2 separate regions of the Homo sapiens genome follow, and region 2 is linked to region 1. A link is a loop called in an ENCODE intact Hi-C map of the cell type or tissue named here. Cell type or tissue: endothelial cell of umbilical vein. All regions are shown on one strand. Each heading gives the region's core, and the rest is flanking DNA. Links, peaks and the distances in the headings are about the cores only.

Region 1 (11,503 bases), core at 3,830-8,829:
CCTCCTGCAACTTGTATGGCATCTGCAGGTGGCTGACCCTCAGTGAACCTGAGCAGCGAAGGTTTGTCCACACAAGGGAAGCGTCACGGAAGCTCCTTGTAAACGGGACTCAGCTCAGGAAAAGGAACAGGCTCAACGGGTAACTTTTCTTTAATTTTAAAATTTATTTTAAGACAGAGTCTTGCTCTGTCACCCAGGCTGGAGTGCAGCCACCACATCCCCCAAGGCCCCAACACGGGGACGCGCCCAGAGTCTCCCTTGGCCGTGCTGGTGTCTTCCTCCTGCCTCTCTCGCCTTCTCCTTCACCGACGTCCATCTGCACTGGTGCCCACCTCTCCAAGCCCACGTGCTGCTCTCCCACGGGGTGGCCCCTCTGTCCACAGCAACATTCGCTGCCCCCACTCACGTGCACCCATGTCCCCAATCGGGTGAGGGGCTGCTACCTGCCACCACTGCACATCAAGCTAGCCTATGAACCTTTCTGCAAAATCCTGCCGTGTGACCTAGGCAGGCCTGGGAGTCAGCCCTGGCTGGGGGCAGCAGCTCTAGCCTGGCCACCCCACTGAGTCCAGCCAGCTCCTAGCGTCTTCCTTCCTGCCTTGGCCAGTGTTCCTTGTAAAATCACCCAGCACGTATGATGGGCTGCGACCGTCTGTGCTGTGAGGCTGGGTGCTGGTTTGCTCACAATTCCATCCCGAGAACCAGTCTAGGGTCGGGGTGGGGCAAGCCAGGGAAGACAACGTCACACCGCGTGCCTCCTCACGCAGGCCAGGGAAGACAACGCCACACCGCGTGCCTCCTCACGCACACCAGGCCACCCTCGGGGTTTCCGGATGTCGCTGAGGCCCGCGTGGATGTCTCCGGACGGCTCTGTGCCCTGAGGCCCTGCCCCATGGGGCACATGGAGTCAAAATCATCCAGCGCTCGTCACTCGCAAACATCACCAGGAGCCTGCCTGAGGGACAGGGGACGCGCCCCGGACATCCTGAACTCTGGTCAGGGCAAAGAGGGCTGGACCCAGGGCAGAGGAGCCCGGTCTCGACTTCATCCAGGTTCAGGCCCTCCCGTGCCCCTGCCAGGGGTGTCCTGTGGCCTGTGGTGAGTGGGACTTTCATTACGGATCAGGGGTGCTCTTTCCCTGTGAGGAGCTCGGGGGACCAGGGAGGCCTGAGGTCCACCTCACATGCCATGTCCAGAGGGGGTCTCAATTTCTCCTCCTCACTTCGTCTCGTTTTGGATATTTACGTCATCTCTCTGTATTTCGTGCGTTCTGTCAGGCATCTGAAACAAGGTGGCTTGGGAACAGATGACCGTGTGATTGAATCTCGAGGCAGGCGAGCCAGAGCCTGGCGCTAGCTGAGGGGGAGCCCCACCCCTCTCTCCGGTGGCTCCACGTGGCTCCGTCACCACGCATGCCCCGCCACACATCAAACGGGCACGTAAGACCCTGCCTGAATACAGGTGGAGGACAGAGCTCCCGGGCTTCACCCCCTGCTCGGCCAGGACCCAGCTGAACCACGTTCTCACCGACACCTTTAAAAGTCAGCTGCTACCACGCACAGCCACGCAGAGCCACGCAGAGCCACGCACACAGGCAGCACCCCAGGAACCCGTATAACACCCAAGCAGTGAACGCCAGCTCCAAACAGCTTTCTTGGGGCAGGCGGGAGCGTGGCTCAGACAGGAAGGCTCGGGCAGGAGTGCCTCCTTCCTGGCAGGGCGGTGGGTCTGTGGGTGCCCTTGTGGTGAGCCATGCACCCTGGGGACTTGGAGGCTGCAGAGTGGCTTGTGGGGCACGGCTGCTGCACAGAGCCCCTGCCATGGTGTGTGGCACAGGGCTGTGTGCCTGGAGCTGCGAGGAAGGAAGGCTGAGAGGCCAGGGCTGAGGGCGAGAGGACAGGTCAGGGGTGCGTCTGCTTATTCCCAGCTCCCAGGAACCTTGGTCACTCACCCTCACCACAACTACACGTGCAGCTGTGCCTGGTGCTCAAGCCCACCTCGGTCATGCCATTCTGGGCTATGCTCCTCCCAGGGCAGCTCTGCATCCCTCCTCCCCCTTCATTCTGGTCTTTCCTCCCCTCCAGGGCAGAGCGCAGAGCCCTGGGCAGGGAATCTGAGCTGCTCCTCTCTCGAACATGACCTTCTGCGTGATGTTTTAATGCCTCCCTCATTTTGCAATGTTTAGAGAAGCAGAGGCTTCTGAATGGAAGTCATTGCCAAGACAGTTAAGAGCAAAGATGGCACAGCACCGTGCCACAGATCCTGCTGGAAGGGGCCTCCAGAGCTCACACACGTCCCTAATGTGTGGACAGGACGCCCTCAAAATGCAGGCCTCACTCCGGTCCCTGCAGGCTGTACGTGGTCACTGCTTGGGGCTGGCTGTGGAGTCCGTTGGAGCAGTCAGGAAGGTCCTGCCAGTCAGCCAGGGCAGTGTCTGCCTCAACCCTGGCTCCTGCTGGTCCCATCTGCACAGGCCCTAGGGCAGGTGAGAAACCCAGGGCAAAAGCGCCCCCTACCTCAGGCCTCACCAAGCTGCACGGTGCCACGCGGCCCCCCACCTCAGGCCTCAGCAAGCTGCACAGTGCCAGATGGCCCCACGCCTCAGGCCTCAGCAAGCTGCACAGTGCCAGATGGCCCCCCACCTCAGGCCTCAGCAAGCTGCAGAGTGCCAGACGGCCCCACGCCTCAGGCCTCACCAAGCTGCACAGTGCCACGCCGCCCCACGCCTTGGGCCTCACCAAGCCACACGGTGCCAACGCCGACCCAAGCCTCAGGACTCACCAAGCCACACGGTGCCAAGCCACCCCACACCTTGGGCCTCACCAAGCCGCACAGTGCCAGTGACGTCCCATGCCTTGGGCCTCAGCAAGCCACATGGTGCAAATGCCGCCCCACGCCTTAGGCCTCAGCAAGTTGCACGGTGCCAGGCTGAGGTCAAGCACATCTCTGCTGTCCTCTGGCATTTCCAGTGCCCTGGGCTCTGCCCCTTCCTCCAAGCACTCTGGCCCCACGGCCACCTATGCCCATGCTGAGCCAGGTCCTCACCTGCTGCCAGGCTTTCCCGCTGTCCGTACGGGAACCCCTTGGCCACCAGGCTGGCTCTCAGCCCCCGCGTCTTCTGTTCCTTCTTTAGAGAGAACCTCGCGGGAGCGCTATGGTTTCTAACTCTGCAGTTACTTTGGAGATGAAGGAACGTGAGCTCTCAGTTACGTGGCAGTGACGCTCACTGGGGTGTCTGTTTTGCTGCGAGAAAAATGAGCGAGGGGCAGCTGCTGCCGCTTCCCATGGCCCTGTCAGTGGTGCCTGCCTGTCTGCGGGCAGGCAGCGTGCTCCGCTCTCCCCCTTGCCAGCGGAAGGCTCATGGTGCCATGTGCTGGCTGCTCAGACTCCTCAGCAGCCCGGGGACCCCGTGCCCCAGGGTCCTTCATGCCTCCACTCTCTGCGCACTGCCCTCACACCCTGGAGGTCTCAGGGCTGGGGGCGCCACCCAGGCCGGAGCGGGCACAGTGGAAAAGCCTGGCATCCAGGAAGGAGAGCTCCCTCCGCCCCGAGTGACAGGAGGGGACGCTGTGGAGGGAAGCAGCTTGAAATACAGTGGGTAGGACGGCGGGGGGACCCTCAGTGGCGAGGAGCAGTGTGCCTCCAGGGATGCTGGGACGCCGAAAGCCTAGACTGAGACGATCCCACACACCACCTCAGCCTGGGGCCGGGGCAGATGTGAGCGCTGGAGCAGCACCCAGCCCAAGGGCCAGGTGGGAAGCAGATGCCTCGGCTCCAGAGCTTTGAGGTTATTCTGTGAATCCAGATTGCATTTCAATAAATGTTGAGGTTGAACCGTGTGGAATTGCTAATACTGGCAATAGTGGTTCCAACGGATACTTCTAACCACGTAAACACTCACGAAGTAAAGCAGCCCGCATCCCCCACCACCCCTGAGCCTTGATGCCAGCGTGCCTGCCCCGTGCACGCGTGAACCTCGACAGCTTCCCCTGCTGGGCTGGCTTCCCACAGGCGTGCTCTGAGGAGGCAGCTTGAGGATCTCCCCATCCCCTCTCGGCCTCCACCCAGGACACACAGCAGTCACCCTAGAGGCCAGCACCTTCAGGGCTCTTGGGACATTCTGCTGCTCCCTGGATTCTGGTGTCTGTGATGAATGCGGGCACAGGGACCTGCTCCTGAGCCTGGATTCTGGTGTCTGTGATGGATGCGGGCGCGGGGACCCGCTCCTGAGTGGTGAGGCTGCTTCCCTCTTAGATTCCTGCATCAGTTACCTGAAGAGTGCCCTGAAATTTCAAGGCAAGTCATTTAAAAAGGTGCAACTGTTTATAACGACTTAGTTTTGGGAATCGAATTTCCCAAATATTGTTCAATAGAAAACAAGGCATGGCGATGACAGGCTAGGGACTCTGTGGGGCTGTTGCTTCACATGCAGTCCCTGACTCCAGGCTGAGTGTCTGTCAGCACACACATTGTCTGCTCTGCAGCGTGCAGGGGCCTGGGAACACACTGCTTCACCACCACCTCATTTGGGCCCCTGTGTAAGGTTTTATTTGCGGGAGAACATTTCTCTGCTACAGAAACGTGACGAGCCCTGGTCCCTGAGGGCAACAAACGCACCTCCCTCTGAAGTTCACTCACAGAAGGCTCCATCTGCCCCTGACCACGCATCCATGTGCCCTGCCCACCTGGCTCCTGCAACCAGGTGTAGGTGGGGGACAGAGAAGGCTGGGCACAGGCCTGCTGTGAGTGGGGAAGCAGGCCCTGACTTAAGCCACTGAGTGAAAGATTTGTGGCAGATGGGGTGACGGGGCCCCAGGAGGTGAGGGGGGCAGGTGGGGGGCACTGGTTCAGACCCATGTCTGACCCCTGCTCAGCCCCTTGCTGGTTATGAGGGGCCCAGATGAGCTGCTTCTCCTCGGTCCCAAGTCCCTCAGCTGCTGGGAGGAGGGAACACCACCATGAGCCGCTTGGGGGTCGGGCAGCTGAGCACGCAGGACAGCACGCCTGAGGAGCTGGCCCCCCGCGGAGTCTCCGGTCAGGCAGCGCCCTCGTCTTGGATGCTGTGAATTCAGTGACAGGGAAGCCGGTGTTGCTGGTGGGCTTCCCCTTCCCACCTCCACCCCCACGCCAGCGCCTTCAAGGGTCAAGTCAGGCAGAGAGGAACAGCTGTCTCAGGAAGACAGAAATAGCAGAGTAGGGCCCGTCCCTGCAGGGATACGACCACTGCAGCCAGGCCCGGCGGCTGGGATGAACCCTTCCCATCAGGAAGACATGGGACCCAGGGCTTGCAGGCAGGTGAGGGGGAGGGCGTGATGCTTCCCGAAGCCACTGCCCAATGGAGGCACAGCCTGTGCCGACCGCCCTTTCCGAGGCAAACAGAGACCACGAAAGTGGCGTGACGGCTGGCGTGGCCTCTGGAGCCCACCTGCACTCACCACTGCCTCTCTGCTCTTGGCCCACAGTGCAGTTCGACATGATGCGCGCCTGCAACCTGGTGGCCACGGCCGCGCTCACCGCAGGCCAGCTCACCTTCCTCCTGGGGCTGGTGGGCCTGCCCCTGCTGTCACCCGACGCCCCGTGCTGGGAGGAGGCCATGGCCGCTGCATTCCAACTGGCGAGTAAGTACCTGGGCGGGTGTGGCCACCGCGCCCTTGCCCCCTGTGGCCTTCTGGTGCCACAGGAGGGTCCTGAGGCCTTGGGTGGCCTGGGGGGAAGCTGCAGGCCATACCTCTCAACATGGCCACAGGCCACTGAGAAGCCCCATGGGGCATCCTCCCTCCCTCTTGCTGTAGGCAAGAATGATGAAAGACAGAAACACACCCAGGCCAAGGAGCAGGGAGGCTGCGACCACCTGGCGTGTCTGTCACACCCTTTTCCACTTTAAAGGCTGAGGCACTTTGCTTTCCTGAGTCTGTGGGGTCTGATTGCTGACTGGCCCTTGTGCAGTCCACATGGGGCAGCCTGGGTCCTGCCCCTTCCTCAATGCTGAGGCAGCTGGTGGGGAGCAGCCCCTGGGCAGAGGCAGAAGAGCCCATGCCTGGCCCTGACCTTCCCAGCTAAGAGGCCTAGAACAGGTCAGGCCTAGGAAGGCCAAGGCATGTGCTCTGTTATAAACGCAGCTTCCTAGGACCTGCCTGGGGTCAGCCTGGGGTCAGCGCAGGCCCTTTCCGTGAGCGGGACAAGACAGAGTGAGAACACGCTAGCACGTTCCACACTGCCTGAGCCGACAGTGAGGTGCCTGCACGAGCACATGCTGTGTGCCTGGCTCGGACACTGATGCAGACGGCAGGACCATCACGAGGCCCTGGCTTCCCCAAGCCGCCATGTGAGTTGGGGAGGAGGCCCGGCCTTGCAGGCGAGGGGCCATTGGTGCTCAGAGCCTCCTCTCAACGCTCTAGACCCAGCAACCTGGGACAGGTCTTGAGAAGACCTGGCGTCATAGAGGGTGACAGTGATGGAGTTGTCGTCAACGACCTATGGAAGGGTCCTGCGGTGTTCTAGACAAGTGCTTGAGCCACAGCAGTGTCCAGCCATGACCCCCAGCGACCCCAGGGGGCTCTGCTGGTCTTCTGTGGCTGACTGAGAGGTTTGAAGACTGTGGGCATCTGGGGCAGGCTCAGGTCTCCTGCTGCTCACTGGGACAGGTCAGCCCGGTGCCCGCAGAGACAGGGACACAGAGAAAGCGAGCATGTCGGCCCATGGCTGAGCATGACCAGCACGGAGCTGCCCGCACCCTCCTTCTCCTCCTCGAGGCCGGTGCAGCGTTCTGCAGGTTGCCCTGCAGTTCCCACAGAGGAAGTGGCAGGAAGTCCAGAGTGAATCATTCTAGGAATAATGATCCTGGGCCCTTATCTTTCTTAAGAAATACAATTTCCAGAAGGAGGCTGACAGACTGTGGGGGCAGGTATTCCTGTGCTGGAAAGTGCCCTGAGCGAGTCAGGCCGGGCTCTCTGAGCGCTATTAATAGCATGGCGTGGCCCTGGGCAAGTCACTTCCCCTGGCGGGTAGGGGCGGGAAGGGAGGGGCCTCGAGGCTTCAGTGGAAGAGCACAGGGCGTGGAGCCTGGAACTGGAGCTGTGTCTTGGCTCCATCACCATCGACGTGGGGTCAGGCAGATGACTAAACTAACGTGAGCCTCTGCATGCCCAACTTCGAAAAGGGTAATTTCTGCCCCCACCCAACTGACTGTAAGAACGAATGAGACAGGGATGTGGGACCTAGGACTGACTCCGCCTCCTCCCCTCCTGCATGACTGCAGGGAAAACATGAGACTCTCAACGAGGTACCCAGGCTAGGAAAGCTCCCACGGGGCCCTCTGCTGACCCGAGGGCCATAAAACAGAGAAGTGGTTTTCCTGTCTCACTGAAATGGCCAATCTCTACCGCGTGCAGGAATCGGAAATGCCGTGGCTTAAAGAAGGAAATGGAAGATTTTGAAAATGTAATTGGAAATGCTGGGTCAGAATAAAGATATTTTAGCGGCATAGAGAAAGCAAAAGCAATAGTTTTTGATTCTGAAAATAACTCCTTCTGTAAGATAACCCAATGGATCACTACATTTCTTTTTTTTTTTTTTTTGAGATGGAGTCTTGCTCTGTCACCCATGCTGGAGTGCAGTGGCGCAATCTCGGCTCACTGCAACCTCTGCCTCCTGGGTTCAAGCGATTCTCCTGCCTCAGCCTCCCGTGTAGGTGGGATTGCAGGCACCTGCCACCACGCCCCACTAATTTTTTTTTTTTTTTTTGAGACGAAGTCTCACTCTGTCACCCAGGCTGGAGTGCCGTGGCACAATCTCGGCTCACTGCAAGCTCCACCTCCCGGGTTCACGCCATTCTCCTGCCTCAGCCTCCTGAGCAGCTGGGACTACAGGCGCCCGCCACCATGCCCGGCTAATTTTTTTTGTATTTTTAGTAGAGATGGGGTTTCACTATGTTCGCCAGGATGGTCTCGATCTCCTGACCTCGTGATCCGCCCACCTTGGCCTCCCAAAGTGCTAGGATTATAGGCGTGAGCCACCGCGCCTGGCCACGCCCCACTAATTTTTGTGTTTTTAGTAGAGACGGGGTTTCACCATGTTGGTCCAGCTGGTCTCGAACTCCTGATCTCAGGTGATCCACCCACCTCAGCCTCCCAAAGTGCTGGAATTACAAACGTGTGCTACTGCGCCCAGCTGGATCACTGCATTTCTTTTTCTTTTTTTTCTTTTTTTGAGATGGAGTCTCGCCCTGTGGCCCAGGCTGGAGTGCAGTGGCGCGATCTCGGCTCACTGCAAGCTCCGCCTCCCGGGTTCACGCCATTCTCCTGCCTCAGCCTCCCGAGTAGCTGGGACTACAGGCACCCGCCACCACGCCTGGCTAATTTTTTGTATTTTTAGTAGAGACGGGGTTTCACCGTGTTAGCCAGGATGGTCTCGATCTCCTGACCTTGTGATCCGCCCGCCTCGGCCTCCCAAAGTGCTGGGATTACAAGCGTGAGCCACGGCACCCGGCCCAGATCACTGCATTTCTTAATAAATCTCCTTGAAACTCTTGTTTAGAATTATTAGGACTACTGTGGATTTGGCATGTCGAAAATGACAGCTTACTTCCTGCAAAATCTTATTTCAGGACAAGATAGTGTTTCTAAATGTATTTTAAAAAATCACACATGGGGGCGAGCACCCTGATGGACTAAACCGAGCTGTCTTACAGCATTCCCGGGGGACAGGGCTGGAGGCCTTCGGAGGCCTGTCCTGGTCAGGAGGGATGGTGGCGGGGGCGGGACTGTGCTCCAACACGACCTCTGACAAGGTTGGACCAGGCTCTGTTCAACAACCGCCAGAACGGCAGGCACCAGGGCGAGGGCCAGCAGCACCAAGAGGGCCCCTGGTGTCTCGGTGGCTTTTCTTGCCCCCACAGGCCACCTCTCCCCCTCAGTGTCCAACCATCACCCCTAACGGGTCTGTTTTGCCCAAAAAGGAAATGCATTTTGGCCCTGTTTAGACTTGTTTCATTGACAAACAGGACAGAAAGTAGCTATGTGCCTTTCTTCTATCATGTTGCTAATTTTAGAGTCGGGTTTTTTTTCCTGTACTCGCGTCTGTTTTAAACAGTCAGGGAGAGACTGAAGGGCGCCAGGATGTCCTGTCACAGGACAAGGAAACGCCTGCTATTACCTGTTATGCAAGTGAACCTCGATCCCAGGGCTCGGCAGAGGTGGGGTGGGCAGTGGGGAGAGAAGATGCTCATGAAAGGAGGAAAAGTACATGGAATTATGGGGAGGCTGGAATACCCTGGAAAGCCAGAGTGCAGCACACTGAAAGGAAGGCTCCTTGTCAGCTCCAAAGAGAGGCGATGGGGCCTGTGCTTTTGCTCTCGCTCCATGAATGTTTCTGGGCTCAGTGCCATGCTCAGCACGACGTCTGGGTCTGCAAAGGGACCACCCTCCTCGCCCCTCAAGGCTCCCTCTTCCCTGCTCTGACACCCAGAGAGAGCAGCTGAAATGTGCGGGGACCCCACTGTCCTGGCTTGGCTGCCGCTGCCCTTGGCATTCTATTCAGAGCTTGCATTCTGCTCACTCCACAGACCCCTAGCTTCTCCCCTCTCCTCCTCGTGGCCTCTTTTCTCTGCACTGCACCTCTGTTCTTTCACAGTCTGTGGTCTTGTTGATTTGTGCAGATAGGCACGGGCAGAGAGGGAAAGGAGTATTGAAGGGGGTCAGGGCAAGTTGCCAATGGAAGGTAAAAGGTCATTACAGCCTCTGATGGCTGCAGCCACAGCATGACCCTGGCACCTGACGCCTGAGTGGCACAAGGCTGAGGGCGACTTCTGCAGGCAGCCTAGGCCGGGAGGCTCCCTGGCACTCTCCGGTGCCTGAGGATGCTCCGAGCCCTCAGGTGTTTCCCAGCTGGATCGCTGGCTGGTTCTGCAGGAGCCCAGAGCAGGTGGCCTGGGTTCTGCTCCTGGCTCTGCCCCTGGTCAGCTGTGAGTGCCTGGACGAGCCCCCCTTCCCCTGGTGTGATCTGTGCAGTGGAGAGTGACCACTCCAGCGCACAGATGTGCCCTCGTCAGCAATGCTCGCAGCTGTTATTCCAGCGTCTCTCTGAAGCCCTGCTGGGTAACATGCATGCTGAGAAGCTTCAGGCCCGAGGCGCATCCCACGTGCTCCCTGGTGCAGCACCTGTGCTCCCCACCTAGGCCTGTCTCCCTCGGGGGCGCAAACTGTCCTCTTGGCAAGAACACTGCCAGGATCCGTTCATGGAGCAGGGCCCTCCCGCCCGCAGCTCTGGCTTTCACACAGGGCCCGGGCCTCAGGGTCTGCTGTCCTGAGCCCGGCCTGAAGAGAACACTTTTCGGTGGTTTGATCCAGCAGCCCTGCAGAGCTCTGTACTTGGGTTGAGTCATATCTTCAATGGGCAACTCCTCAGCTGTTGCTGGAGCCCCAGGGCAGCTGTGCTGTCTTACTTGGGCTAGCATGAGGAGGTCGTGGCCATGCAATGGGGTCAAGCCAGTGAAGTCCCCGCCGTCCCCCAGTCGGTGCTCACATGACACTCTCTGCATCCGTGTGGGGACCTGTGGCATCTTTGCTATAAGTATGCTGGGCTTAGCTGGGTTTCCCCTTGTTTTGGTGCCAGAGAGGTGGGCATGATGCCGAAGGCTTCTCGCCTGCTTCTTCCTTGAAACAGTCCCTCTTTCCCACTCCCCATTACCTTGTAATTTGTATAAATGACTTCCAATCCTTTTTGGAAAATGGTGGCATATAACCCAAAATTCCCTGGACATGACATCGGGGCACCAGAAGGACACTAGAAAGGGCACCATGGATGGCACTGGTCCGTCCCGATGCCCCGTGACACACTGAGAAGCTGACTTGTAGAAGTCCGCTCTTCGTGTTTTATTCTGAACTGCCTTCAAAATGGCATTTAGGTTTTCCTGGAGACGCTGACTTTATCAGTCCTTAAATGGCCAGCAGGGTTGATACTCACTGACATGGAATCTTGCTCGCTGGTGAGAAAGTCTGCTGTTCTCTTAGACTTGGGAATCGTCTCGTGGAAATATACACTTTTTTGTTATTTACAATAACCCGGTTCTTTGCTTGGTCTGGATTATTTATTTATTCGAGATAGGGTCTCACTCCGATACCCAGCCTGGAGTGCAGTGGTGCAATCTGGGTTCAATATAAGTTCCGCCTCCCAGGTTCAAGTGATTCTCCTGCCTCAGCCTCCCGAGTAGCTGGACTACAGGCATGAGCCACCATGCCCAGCTAATTTTTGTATTTTTGGTAGAGATGGGGTTTCACCATGTTGGCCAGGCTGGTCTCAAGCTTCTGACCTCAGGTGATCCACCCACCTTGGCCTCCCACAGCGCTGGGATTACAGGCGTGAGTCACTGTGCCTGGCAAATCATCTATTTATTTCTTAAAGCATAGATGGGGTCTTGCCACGTTGCCCAGGCTGGTCTCACACTCCTGGGCTCAAGTGATCCTCCCGCTTCAGCCTCTCAAAGTGCTAGGATGAAGGTGTGGGC
Region 2 (11,503 bases), core at 3,399-8,398, 130 kb before region 1:
CTGAAGGACTGTCTGCCCCAGACTGTGTGCTGAGTTCGTTCTCCTGGAAAGCAGCAGTGCCTCACAGCCTCAACCCCAGTGAGCTGCCCTCCGGGCCCAGAAGAGAAACACACAGTGAGAAGAGCTGAAGGACTGTCTCATTAGAAATAACATCCAGAGGCCAGGTGCAGCGGCTCACGTCTGTAATCCCAGAATTTCAGGAGGCCGAGGCGGGCAGATCATGAGGTCAGGAGATGGAGACCATCCTGGCTAACACAGTAAAACCCTGTCTCTACTAAAAATACAACAAAATAACCCAGGCATGGTGGTGTGCGCCTGTAGTCCCAGCTACTCGGGAGGCTGAGGCACGAGAATGGCGTGAACCCAGGAGGTAGACGTTGCAGTGAGCCAAGATCACGCCACTGCACTCCAGCCTGGGTAACAGAGCGAGATTCCATCTCAAAAAACAAAAAAAGAAAAGAAAAGAAAGAAATAACATCCAGAGGCCAGGCGCAGTGGCTCACTGTAATCCCAGCACTTTGGGAAGCCAACGTGGGTGGATCACAAGGTCAGGAAATCGAGACCATCCTGACTAACATGGTGAAACCCCATCTCTACTAAACATACAAAAAAAAAAAAAATTAGCTGGGCGTGGTGGTGGTCACCTGTAGTCCCAGCTACTCGGGCAGCGGAGGCAGGAGAATGGTGTGAACCCAGGAGGCAGGGCTTGCAGTGAGCTGAGATCGCGCCGCTGCACTCCAGCCTGGGTGACAGAACGAGAATCCGTCTCAAAAAAAGCAAAAAAAGGACTAACATCCAGACTCAGAAAGAAATTCTGGAGGAGAGAGATTTGGGCCAGCAGAGCCTGCAGCAGCAGGGAGGCGAGCCACTTGCCGAGTTCCTGCTCATCCAGCAGAGCCCACAGCAGCAGGCAGGCCAAGTGCCCACTCGTGGATGCCCACTCACCTGACGTCACACACGGGCGGCCGCAGGTCCAGGGGGCCGTGCGCGAAGGCACAGTGCAGCCCATTCTTCACGCAGTGGCCACGTGCGTCTGTCTCGTGGATGCAGGTTCCTGTTTTGTAGTAACGCAGGTGGTACTTGCGTTCTGTGTCCCCCGTCGTCCGGTGCAGGTAGGGACACCTGGGGAGCAGAGAGGCACGCAATGCCTGGTTATCATGGACCCAGAGGCAGCCCTAAGCTCCCTGGGTCCACGCCCTGTCAGCACGTGGCAAGCAGTGAATTCCCTTCCCTTCTTCCAGATTCCTGTTCTAATCAGAAGGACGGACACACTGGACGCAGCACCTGTCCCCAAATGTGGAACCGCCCAGGTACACAGACCACCGCAAACCCCCAGTCAACCAGTCAAACACAGTAAGAAACACAGACCATCGCAAACCCCCAGTCAGCCAAACACAGCAGGAAACACAATGCTGAATTTCCACAAAGCTCATCCTTCCTAATGTTCCAAATAAACCTTTAAACCTGTGTGGGAATGAGAGTTCATGCCCTGCACGCAGGCTGCGTCACCTTCCTTACCCGTCGCAGTCACAAAGTGGGGGCCCCTCCTGCCCAGCGTCCTGCTGCTTTCAGGGACCCCAGGAGGGAGGTAGGGGAGGGAACAAGCACAGGGCCCTGGACGCGGCTTGGGGGACACGAGGGGGATGGGCAGAAGAGGCGGCAGATGGCGTGGTGGGGAACACAGGTGAGGTAGCATCACCATCCCATGGGCCACCTGCAGGCCCAGAGCCATGCTCCTGGGGAGTCACAGGCAGCTCCTGAAGCACGATGGGGTGCAGTGGAGAGGGGAAGCAGCTGCCAAGGCTCAAGTCATAGGCAGGCAGCAGCGACGGAGACAAGGAGACGACACAAACCGCTCTGGCATTCCTGGGCGCCTCCAGGTAGGTCACTCCAGAAGGAGGCAAAGGGACGCACAGAGGACCCTGAGTCATCAATGGTGTCGAGCCCTGGCTGGTCACAGAATCACCCTGAGTGGCCCAAGGGCCAAGGCAGAGGATGACATGGGCCGTCACTGCAGGCCCCCAAATGTAAGGACTGAAACCTTCACCTCCAGCTCCAACTGGGGAGCTCCGTGAGGGCCCCGCCCACCTCACTGTGCACAGGGCTGCAGCCTGGGCACTAGGAGCTCCAGCCAGGGATGGCTGGGGACCAAGAGCGATTCAGCAACACCAGGTCTAGCCCCATCCTCTAAGGTCAGGAAACAGAGACACAGAGTTCAGAGAGGCCGACCCAGGCTCCGCTGGGCACCTGTGATGTGCCAGACACTGAAAGCTGAGGGTCGACAGAGGCAGAAGAAGGGGTGCCTGGCTGGCTCTCAGGGTCCCCAGGAGCCAGCCAAGCAAAAGTCAAATTACAACGCTACCTTGGTACCCAGCGATCCTGCTCCTAAGTACACATCCAAAAAACCTGGAGGCAGGGTCTTCAGGAGACACCTGCACACCCATGTTCACAGCAGCGTCATTCGCAAGAGCCAAGAGGCAGAAACCACCCAAGTGGGCGCCAATGGAGTCAATAAGGAAAGCGCGGGCTTCCATCCACACAACATGGTTAATGCGGGCTTCCATCCACGTGACGGGGTACACGCAGGCTTCCGTCCACAAGACAGGGTAAACGTGGGCTTCTATCCACACAATGGGGTAAACGCGGGCTTCCAGCCACACAGTGGGGTATTTTTCAGACTTAGAAGGAAGGACTGGCACACTGGCTGACATCTGTAATCCCAGCACTTTGGGGGGCAGAGACAGGAGGATTGCTTGAGGCTAGGGGTTCAAGACTAGCCTGGGCAACATGGTGAGTCCCCATCTCTACAACAAATTTAAAAATTAGCCCGGCGTGGTGGTGGACACCTGTGGTCCCAGCTACTTGGGAGGCTGAGGAGGGAGGATCGCTTAAAGCCCAAAAGGCCAAGGCTGCAGTGAGTCGTGATTGTGCCACCACACTTCAGCATGGGCAACAGAGCAAGACCCTGTCTCAAAAAAAAAAAAAAAAAAAAAAAAAAAAAGGAGGCGAGGAAGGAAGGGAGGGAGGGAGAGGAAAGAAAGACAGGGAGGGAGGGAGGGAGAAAGGAAGGAAGGCAGGCAGCCAGCCAGGCAGCTGGGTACAGTGGCTCACGCCTGTGATCCCAGAACTTTGGAAGGCCAAGGCGGGTGGATCACGAGCTCAAGAGTTCAAGACCAGCCTGGCTGGTCTACTAAAAATACAAAATTTAGCCGGGCATGATAGCAGGCGCTTATAATCCCAGCTACTCGGGAGGCTGAGGCAGGGAATTACTTGAACCCGGGAGGCGGGGGTTGCAGTGAACCGAGATCGCGCCACTGTACTCCAGGCTGGGTGACAAGGGCAAAACTCCATCTCAAAAAAAAAAAAGAAACTGGAAAAAGTTTTAAGAAAATGCCTTACTCTTACGGACACCTAGGAGGTGAGAGGGAATACCTAAGAGAAAGCACAGAGCCATTGCTCACGGATGCCCAAGGAGGGGACGCACGAGCCCCCGGGGGTCGGGTGACAAACACGGTTCTCAAACTCATCCGAGACAATCAGTGAGCAGAGCCACGTGATTACACCCAGCACATGGGCACCGCTCTGCCTCACGCTCCAATGCCCTGGACCCACCGAGACCAGAGGATAGGAGGCAGCCAGATCCTGGAGTGCAAGAAGCTGCCCTTCCCTCAGGAAGCTCTCACCTGAACCCAAGGAGGGTCCACCAGACCCCCTTAACACATTCTCGAGACTGCGAGCCACATGCATCAAAATCACCTAGGAGGCCCGTGGCCCATGTGGTCCCCCCAGCTGGTGTGGACGAGGCCCGTGGATCTGCACTGCCGGCTGGTTCCCAGGGAACGTGCGAGAACCACCGGGCTTAGGAGACAGGCAGTGTACACGACTCCCTTCCAGCTTAAGGACGCAGGCATAGGTGGGGGGCCCAGAGCACAGCACTGAAACAGCTGGGGGTGATGGGAGGAACAGGCGTACTCCCATGCCGGGCTATATTGCTAATTTTTTTTTTTTTTGAGACAGAGTCTCACTGTTGCCCAGGCCGGAGTGCAGTGGCACAATCTCAGCTCACTGCAACCTCTGCCTCCTGCGTTTAAGCGATTCTCCTGCCTCAGCCTCCCGAGTAACTGGGATTACAGGCACCTGCCACCATGCCTGGCTAATTTTTGTATATTTAGTAGAGACAGGGTTTCACCATGTTGACCAGGCTGGTCTTGAACTCCTGACATCAGGTGATCCGCCTGCCTTGGCATCCCAAAGTGCTGGGATTACAGGCGTGAGCCACCGCGCCCGGCCTAATTTTTTTGTAGAGACAGAATCTTGCTGTTTCCCAGGCTGGTCCCAAACTCCTGGGCTCAAGCGATCCACTTGCCTAGGCCTCCTGAAGTATTTGGACTGCAGGTATGAGCCACTGCACCCGGATGCCTCTGAGTTTTAAAGACTGCTCGCACGTCCCAGGCCGGCCGTGGGCTTTCCTCTTGCTCCCAAAGCCCAAGCTCATCATGAGATCAGTTTAAACAGCAAATTCTACACACCCTGAAGTGAGTGGAACTTTCACCTACGCCTTAGGTCCTAAGGCATTCAACATTTTAAAATTAAATATTGCAAGAGGATCTTTTAATAGAAAGATCAGACTCCTGGCCGGGCACAGTGGCTCACGCCTGTCATTCCAGAACTTTGGGAGGCTGAGGCAGGTGGACCACCTGAGGTCAGGAGTTAAGAGATCAGCCTGGCCAACATGGTGAAACCCCATCTCTACTAAAAATACACACATACACAAAAATTAGTTGGGCATGGTGGCGCACGCCTGTAATCCCAGCTACTCGGGAGGTTGAGGCAGGAGAATCACTTGAACCCGGGAGGTGGATGCTGCAGTGAGCCGAGATCGTGTCACTGCACTCCAGCCTGGGTGACAGAGGGAGACTCGATCTCAAAAAAAAGAAAGAAAGAAAAAAAAAAGATCAGACTCCAGACCCGCCAGATACAAGCAGCAACAGTTAATCTTAGAAATGGATACTTGGAAAAGTTTCTCCTCCCACCAGTTACTCACAGAATGCACAGTGGAGACCCAGCTAGGCACACCCCGGACCCATCCAGACAGGAGTTCTGCACCTGCCGGACGACAGAGGCCTGGGGAGGCGCACAGGGCAAGCGGGAAGTGTCAGGTCTGTCAGGTGACACCGCCAAACAGAGCTCTGGAAAGAAGACAGAGGCCGGGCGCAGTGGCTCATTCCTGTAATCCCAGCACTTTGGGAGGAGAGGTGGGTGGATTACTTGAGCCCAGGAGTTCGAAACCAGCAAGACCCCACCCCTACAAAAAATACAAAAATTCAGCTGGGCGTGGTGGTGTGCGCCTATGGTCCCAGCTACTTTGGAGGCTGAGGTGGGAGGATCACTTGAGCTCAGGAGGTTGAGGTTGCACTGAGCCAAGATCACACCACTGCACTCCAGCCTGGGCGACAGAGTGAGGCCCTGTCAAAAAAAAAAAAAAAAGGACAAACCTGTGTCTGTGTGTCAATCTGGAAAAGTGGCACCACAGGAATGGGGCAAGCCTGTTTTTTCTGAGAACGAGACCCAGGGTGGCTGCAGGGCCACAGTGCAGGAGCGCTCTTCTGGACAGGGGTGGGCTGGCAGATGGCCACTCGTTCTGTGGCTACACAGCTGCAGGCCACGTGTATTTTTTTTTCCCAATGAAAATGGGCCTAGAGGCTGGGCATGGTGCCTCAGGCCTGTAATCTCAGGACTCTGGGAAGCCTAGGCATATGGATCGCTTGGGTACTCCGGAGGCTGAGGCACGAGGATCAGCTGAGTCCAGGAGGCAGAGGTTGCAGTGAGCCAAGATCGAGCCACGGCACTCCAGCCTGGGAGACAGAGCCAGACCCTGGCTCAAAAGAAAAACAAAAAAAAGATGGACCCTGGAGAGGCCCGGGGTCCCGCGGGGCGCCTTTTCTATTTCTTTACCGCAATCTGTTTAAAGAGAAAAGCAAGCGCCTGCCCCTCAGCTACACCCCCGGGGCCTCAAGGCCACGCCCACATGGGAGCTGCCCCCCCCCCCAACGACCAGGACGGTTCCCACGGGGGCGGGGCTTCACACGTGACCCGGGACAGCCAATCGCGGGCGCGCAGCGGAGGGGCGTGTCGCGCGGAACAAAAGGCCTTTCCCGAGCGGGGCGGGGCGGGGCCGAGATCACGCTGATGCCCACAGGACCGGCACGGCGTGGGGTGCAACAAGGGGCAGCCACCCACCTAGGAAAGGGTGCACAGTGGGGGCACCCACGGGGGCAGGCACCGGAGGGGGTGCCCACAGAGGATAGAGGACGCCGAGAAGTGACCTGGGGAGCCATAGGATGAGGAAGAGAGAAGAGATGACAGCAGGGGCTGTAGGAGGTCACCCTCCACGGAGGGAGGGGTGACGGCAGAGGCGTCCGCAGGAGCTGGTACCGGTGGGGCTGCCCCCAGGGGGGGCTGACAGAGGCAGCAACTGAGCAGGCAGGGGTGGAGCGAGGTGCCAGCCTGCCGTGGAAAGGAGACGCCAGCAGCGGGGGGCCCTCCTGGGGTCCCAGTCCTGCTCTGCCCCACAGCTCAGCCCCAGCACCTCCAGCCACAACCAAGAGCAACGCCTGATACGGGCTAAGGGTCTCTGCTCTCTGATACACATTCATGTGTAAAATAACAGGTTGGTAGTATCAACACCCAAAATAGAAATTTCTTTTTTTTTTTTTTTGAGTCTTGCTCTGTCGCCAAGGCTGGAGTGCAGTGGCGCGATCTCGGCTCACTGCAACCTCCGCCTCCCACGTTCACGCCATTCTCCTGCCTCAGCCTCCCAAGTAGCTGGGACTACAGGTGCCCGCCACCATGCCCAGCTAATTTTTCTGTATTTTTAGTAGAGACGGGGTTTCACCATGTAGGATGGTCTCGATCTCCCGACCTCGTGATCTGCCCGCCTCGGCCTCCCAAAGTGCTGGGATTACAGGCGTGAGCCACCGCGCCCAGCCAAAATAGAAATTTTAAAAACCAATGAACTAAAGAAAAGGAAGGCCCTGTCCTTATTCTGAACGTTCCTTTATTTACAAATTCCGAGGCAACCCTTAATGAGAACCAGAACGGGTACTTCAATAGGACAAACTGGCTATTCCCTTTGTTCAGCGATGAGAAAGTCCCACTCCCGTGGAATGAAGGATAATTATGGAGGAGAGATCTCAGGGGAGGCAGCCTGTCAGACACTTCCTAAAGGGCCGGTCGAAGCAAGTCATTCACACGCTACAAACAAAATCTTAAATAAAATAAGGAAATTTCCTTACTATGTGTGCATATACCCAGGTATCCAAAACAAAACACCAAACAGGCATCTTAGCCCCACTTACCACCCTCAATTATAAACTGTAAGCCATTCAGACAGCAGGCTAATATTTTTGTAATGATGTTATGGAACTGCTACTTGAGCACAGCTTGAAGTGACCACCTAGAGGCAGGCGCTTACTACAGCACTGTCCATCCCTGTAAGAACTGGATACCACCCTGTGCCTAGCAGTGAGGCTGAGTCCACACCAAGACACCCAGACTCCGCAACAAAAACTTATGAGGCCGGGCGCGGTGGCTCATGTCTGTAATCCCAGCACTTTTGGAGGCCAAGGCTAGCGGATCACCTGAGGTCAGGAGTTCAAGACCAGCCTGGCCAACATGGTGAAACCCATCTCTACTAAAAACACAAAAATTAGCCAGGCATGGTGGCACACGCCTGTAATCCCAGCTACTCAGGAGGCTGAGGTACAATAATTGCTTGAACCCAGGAGGCAGAGGATACAGGAGCCCAGATCGCACCACTTCACTCCAGTCTGGTAGATAAAGCGAGAGCGAGACTCCATCTCCAAAAAAAGAAACAGTTATGAAAAGATGCTTTCTCGCCGGGTGCAGGGCTGCACACCTGTAATCCCAGCACTTTGGGAGGCTAAGGTGGGAGGACTGCTTAAGTCCGGGAGGTCGAGGCTGCAGTGGGCTGTAATGGCACCACTGCACTCCAGCCTGGGTGACAAAGCAAGACCCTGTCTCAGAAAAAAAAAAAAAAGAGAGAAAAAGATGCTTTATCTTTATGCATTAAAAGCATCACCTGGCCAGGCACGGTGGCCCATGCCTGTAATCCCAGCACTTTGGGAGGCCGAGGCGGGTGGATCACCTGAGGTCAGGAGTTCGAGACCAGCCTGACCAACATGGAGAAACCCCATCTCTACTAAAAATACAAAATTAACCGGGCGTGGTGGCACATGCCTGTAATCCCAGCTACTTGGGAGGCTGAGGCAGGAGAATCGCTTGAACCCGGGAGGTAGAGGTTGCGGTGAGCCGAGATCACGCCACTGCACTCCAGCCTGGGTGACATAGAGTGCTGCCAATCAGTGCCCTGTATTCAACACTGGAGTGGGGTCAGACAGGCTGGGTGCTCGTCTTCACACTTCCAGGACCCCCACACCAGAGTTAAGCAGCAGTGGCCCTACTTGCAACTCAGGATCCCAGGTCTGGGCAGATAAGGGGCTTGACCAAGGGAAATCAGGGGCTGAGCCCAGACATCAACTAGACAAATACCTGCCTTTGAAAGCCCCATTTGCGGAAAACAGTGGCTTAAAAACCAATTCAATTATGCACTTTCAGAACCGCCTTGAAGTACATCACCATCCTAACCAAAATGGGCTGACTACATTATTTCAAGTTTAGGCATCAACCTGCCTTAACAACACTATGGCCGGGTGTGGTGGTTTGCACCTATAATCCCTGCACGTTGGAGAGGCCAAGGTGGGAAGATCGCTTGAGGCCGGGTAACACAGCGAGACTCCATCTCTACAAAAAAATTAAAAATGAGCCGAGGTGTGTGGTGGCTCACACCTGTAATCCTAGCACTCTGGGAGGCTGCGGTGGGAGGATCTCTTGGGTCCAGGAGTTTGAGACTGAGACCAGCCTGGACAATGTAGCAAAACCCCTTCTCTACTAAAAATACAAAAACAATTAGCCAGGCGTGGTGTAGAGAGTCTATAGCTCCAGAGGCTGAAGTGGGAGAATCACTTGAGCCCAGGAGGTAGAGGCTGCAATGAGCTGAGATCGTACCACTGCACTCCAGCCTGGGCAACCAGAGTGAGACTCGGTCTCAAAAACAAAATAATAAATAAAATAAAATAAATTAGCCAGGAGTGATAGAGCACTCCTGTGGTCCCAGCTGCTCAGGAGGCTGAGGCAGGAAGATGGTTTGAGCCCTGGAGGTTCAAGTTGCAGTGAGCCGTGTTCATGCCCCTGCACTCCAGCCCAGGGCACAGAGCAAGACCCTGTCTCAAAAAACAAAAACAGCCGGGCGCGGTGGCTCATGCCTGTAATCCCAGCACTTTGGGACGCCGAGGCGGGCAGATCACGAGGTCAGAAGTTCAAGACCAGCCTGACCAACATGTAGAAATCCCGTCTCTACTAAAAATACAAAAATTAGCTGGGCGTGGTGGCACGCGCCTGTAATCCCAGCTACTCGGGAGGCTGAGGCAGGAGAATCGCTTGAACCTGGGAGGCGGAGGTTGCAGTGAGCTGAGATGGCGCCACTGCACTCCAGCCTGGGTGACAGAGACTTCGTCTCAAAACAAAAACAAAACAAACACTATTTAACTAATGTACAATTAAAAACATTTCAGTATTTAAAGTTTCTAGCGTCCTTAAAAAAAATTTTTTTTAATTTATCGCCTAGGCTAAGCACTGTTGAAAAAATAAAGGAAAACAGACTTCACAAGGATCTCCGTGCTGAAAGCAGCCTTCAACAGGAAGGTCCCTGGAGAATCAGCTCCTTCCAAAAGATCAGGGGATGAAGACTTCAAGACCGCAACTGCTGCTGTCTCACCCCTAGGCAGGAATGGACCACCCTCCGCCCTCCACCCTCCGCCAGCAGCCCACAGGAAGCAAGTAGAACCTGATACCACCTCCCGCCAGTCTGTGAATATATAATCTGACTTGTATTTTCCCTGTTTTCCCATTTTGCATACTTCAGAATAAAGACATCTGTTCATAACACTATTAGGAACCTTGTAAAAAAAGAAAAAAATCAACCAAAACAAAACCTTGATTTCTTAACTTTAAAAGTGCTACATAGGGGCCAGGCGTGGTGGCTCACGCCTGTAATCCCAGCACTTTGGGAGGCCAAGGAGGGAGAATCACCTGAGGTCAGGAGTTCGAGACCAGCCTCGCCAACATGGCGAAACCTCAACTCTATTAAAAATACAAAAACTTAGCTAGGCGTGGTGGCGGGTGCCTGTAATCCCAGCTATTCAGGAGGCTGAGGCAGGTCACTTAAACCTGCACAAGGCAGAGGTTGCCGTGAGCCAAGATCAAGTCACTGCACTCCAACCTGGGTGACAGAGCGAGACTCAGTCTCGATGCTACATAAATGAGCCTGCACATAAAAACTTTACTGTCTTAAAATTAAAATAAATACGTAAACATCAAGAGACGAAACATCCCAGATATATTCTACAGCGTGAATATTCTAACAAGCTCTCTGTGTGGAAAGCAACCGACCACTACAAAACGCTTCAAAACCTGGCCGGGCGCAGTGGATCATGCCTGGAATCCCAGTACTTTGGGAGGCCAAGGAGGGAGGATCGCTGTGCCCAGGAGGTTGAGACCAGACCAGGCTACAGCAAGAACCCTGTCTCTATAGAAACACAAAACAAGGCACTTGGCCAGAGGTTGGTTCTCATGCAGGAACTGTGTCAAATCAGAGTGGGAAACAGCTAGGCACAGTGGCTCACACCTGGAATCCCAGCACTTTGGGAGGCTGAAGCAGGAGGATTGCTTGAGCCCAGAAGTTCAAGACCAGCCTGGGCAATGTAGTGAGACCCCATCCCTACAAAAACTATGCAAAATTAGCTGGCATGGCATGAGCCTGTAGTCCCAGCTACTTGGGAGGCTGAGAAGGGAAGATCACTTGAGCCTAGGAGTTGGTGGCTGCAGTGAGCCGTATCCTATCATTGCACTCCAGCCCCAGCGACAGAGCAAGACCCTGTCTCAAAAAAAAAAAAAAAAAAAAAAAAAAAAAAAAAAAAAAAGTGGGGCCGGGTACGGTGGCTCATGCCTGTCATCCCAGCACTTTGGGAGGCCGAGGTGGGTGGATCACCTGAGGTTGGGAGTTCGAGACAAGCCTAACCAACATGGAGAAACCCTGTCTCTACTAAAAATAAAAAATTAGCTGGGCATGGTGGCACATGCCTGTAATCCCAGCTACTCCGGAGGCTGAGGCAGGAGAATCACTTGAACCTGGGAGGTAGAGGCTGCAGTGAGCCGAGATCATGCCATTGCACTCCAGCCAGAGCAACAAGAGTGAAACTCCGTCTCAAAAAACAAACAAAAAAAAGTGGGAGGTGAAGCAAAATTGGTTTGAGTCACACAAGGGTTACCCCTAAAACACACATAATCCCTCGGGAACTGGCCTGAGAATAGGAAATGCCGCCCCAGCATCCCTGGTCACTAGAAAATTTCAGCGTATAATTAC

Evidence for each region. A loop is a pair of places that touch in the nucleus more often than their neighbours do. Peaks named below come from ENCODE experiments on the same cell type or tissue, not always from the same donor. Only the 100,000 strongest peaks of a DNase experiment are listed, where the experiment ranks them.
Region 2: it touches region 1 in a loop (3-fold over the local background); 3 of 110 quality-filtered maps call a loop at or near these places.

The regions. Positions count from the first base shown.
Region 1 is chr16:1,536,459-1,547,961 of GRCh38, forward strand. The region is part of intron 19 of IFT140 (intraflagellar transport 140); the gene reads right to left. It overlaps TMEM204 (transmembrane protein 204), which reads left to right. Exons shown (of 3, transcript NM_024600.6): 2 at 5,463-5,618. Among named protein-coding and RNA genes, the nearest start is that of TMEM204, 8.5 kb to the left of the region's middle. RefSeq lists an enhancer at 5,963-6,665. In endothelial cell of umbilical vein, for the core only: a CTCF peak has its summit at 6,791; DNase peaks (open chromatin) are centred at 6,943 and 7,263; H3K27ac peaks cover 2,883 bases.
Region 2 is chr16:1,402,223-1,413,725 of GRCh38, forward strand. It overlaps UNKL (unk like zinc finger), which reads right to left. Exons shown (of 15, transcript NM_001372107.1): 3 at 946-1,122. UNKL-AS1 (UNKL antisense RNA 1) reads left to right here and starts at 6,172. Exons shown (of 2, transcript NR_188570.1): 1 at 6,172-6,670; 2 at 9,707-10,029. RefSeq lists silencers at 5,950-6,127, 6,006-6,055, 6,106-6,175, 6,446-6,595, 11,477-11,503 and an enhancer at 11,383-11,503. In endothelial cell of umbilical vein, for the core only: no CTCF peak of the experiment used is centred there; a DNase peak (open chromatin) is centred at 6,029; H3K4me3 peaks cover 468 bases.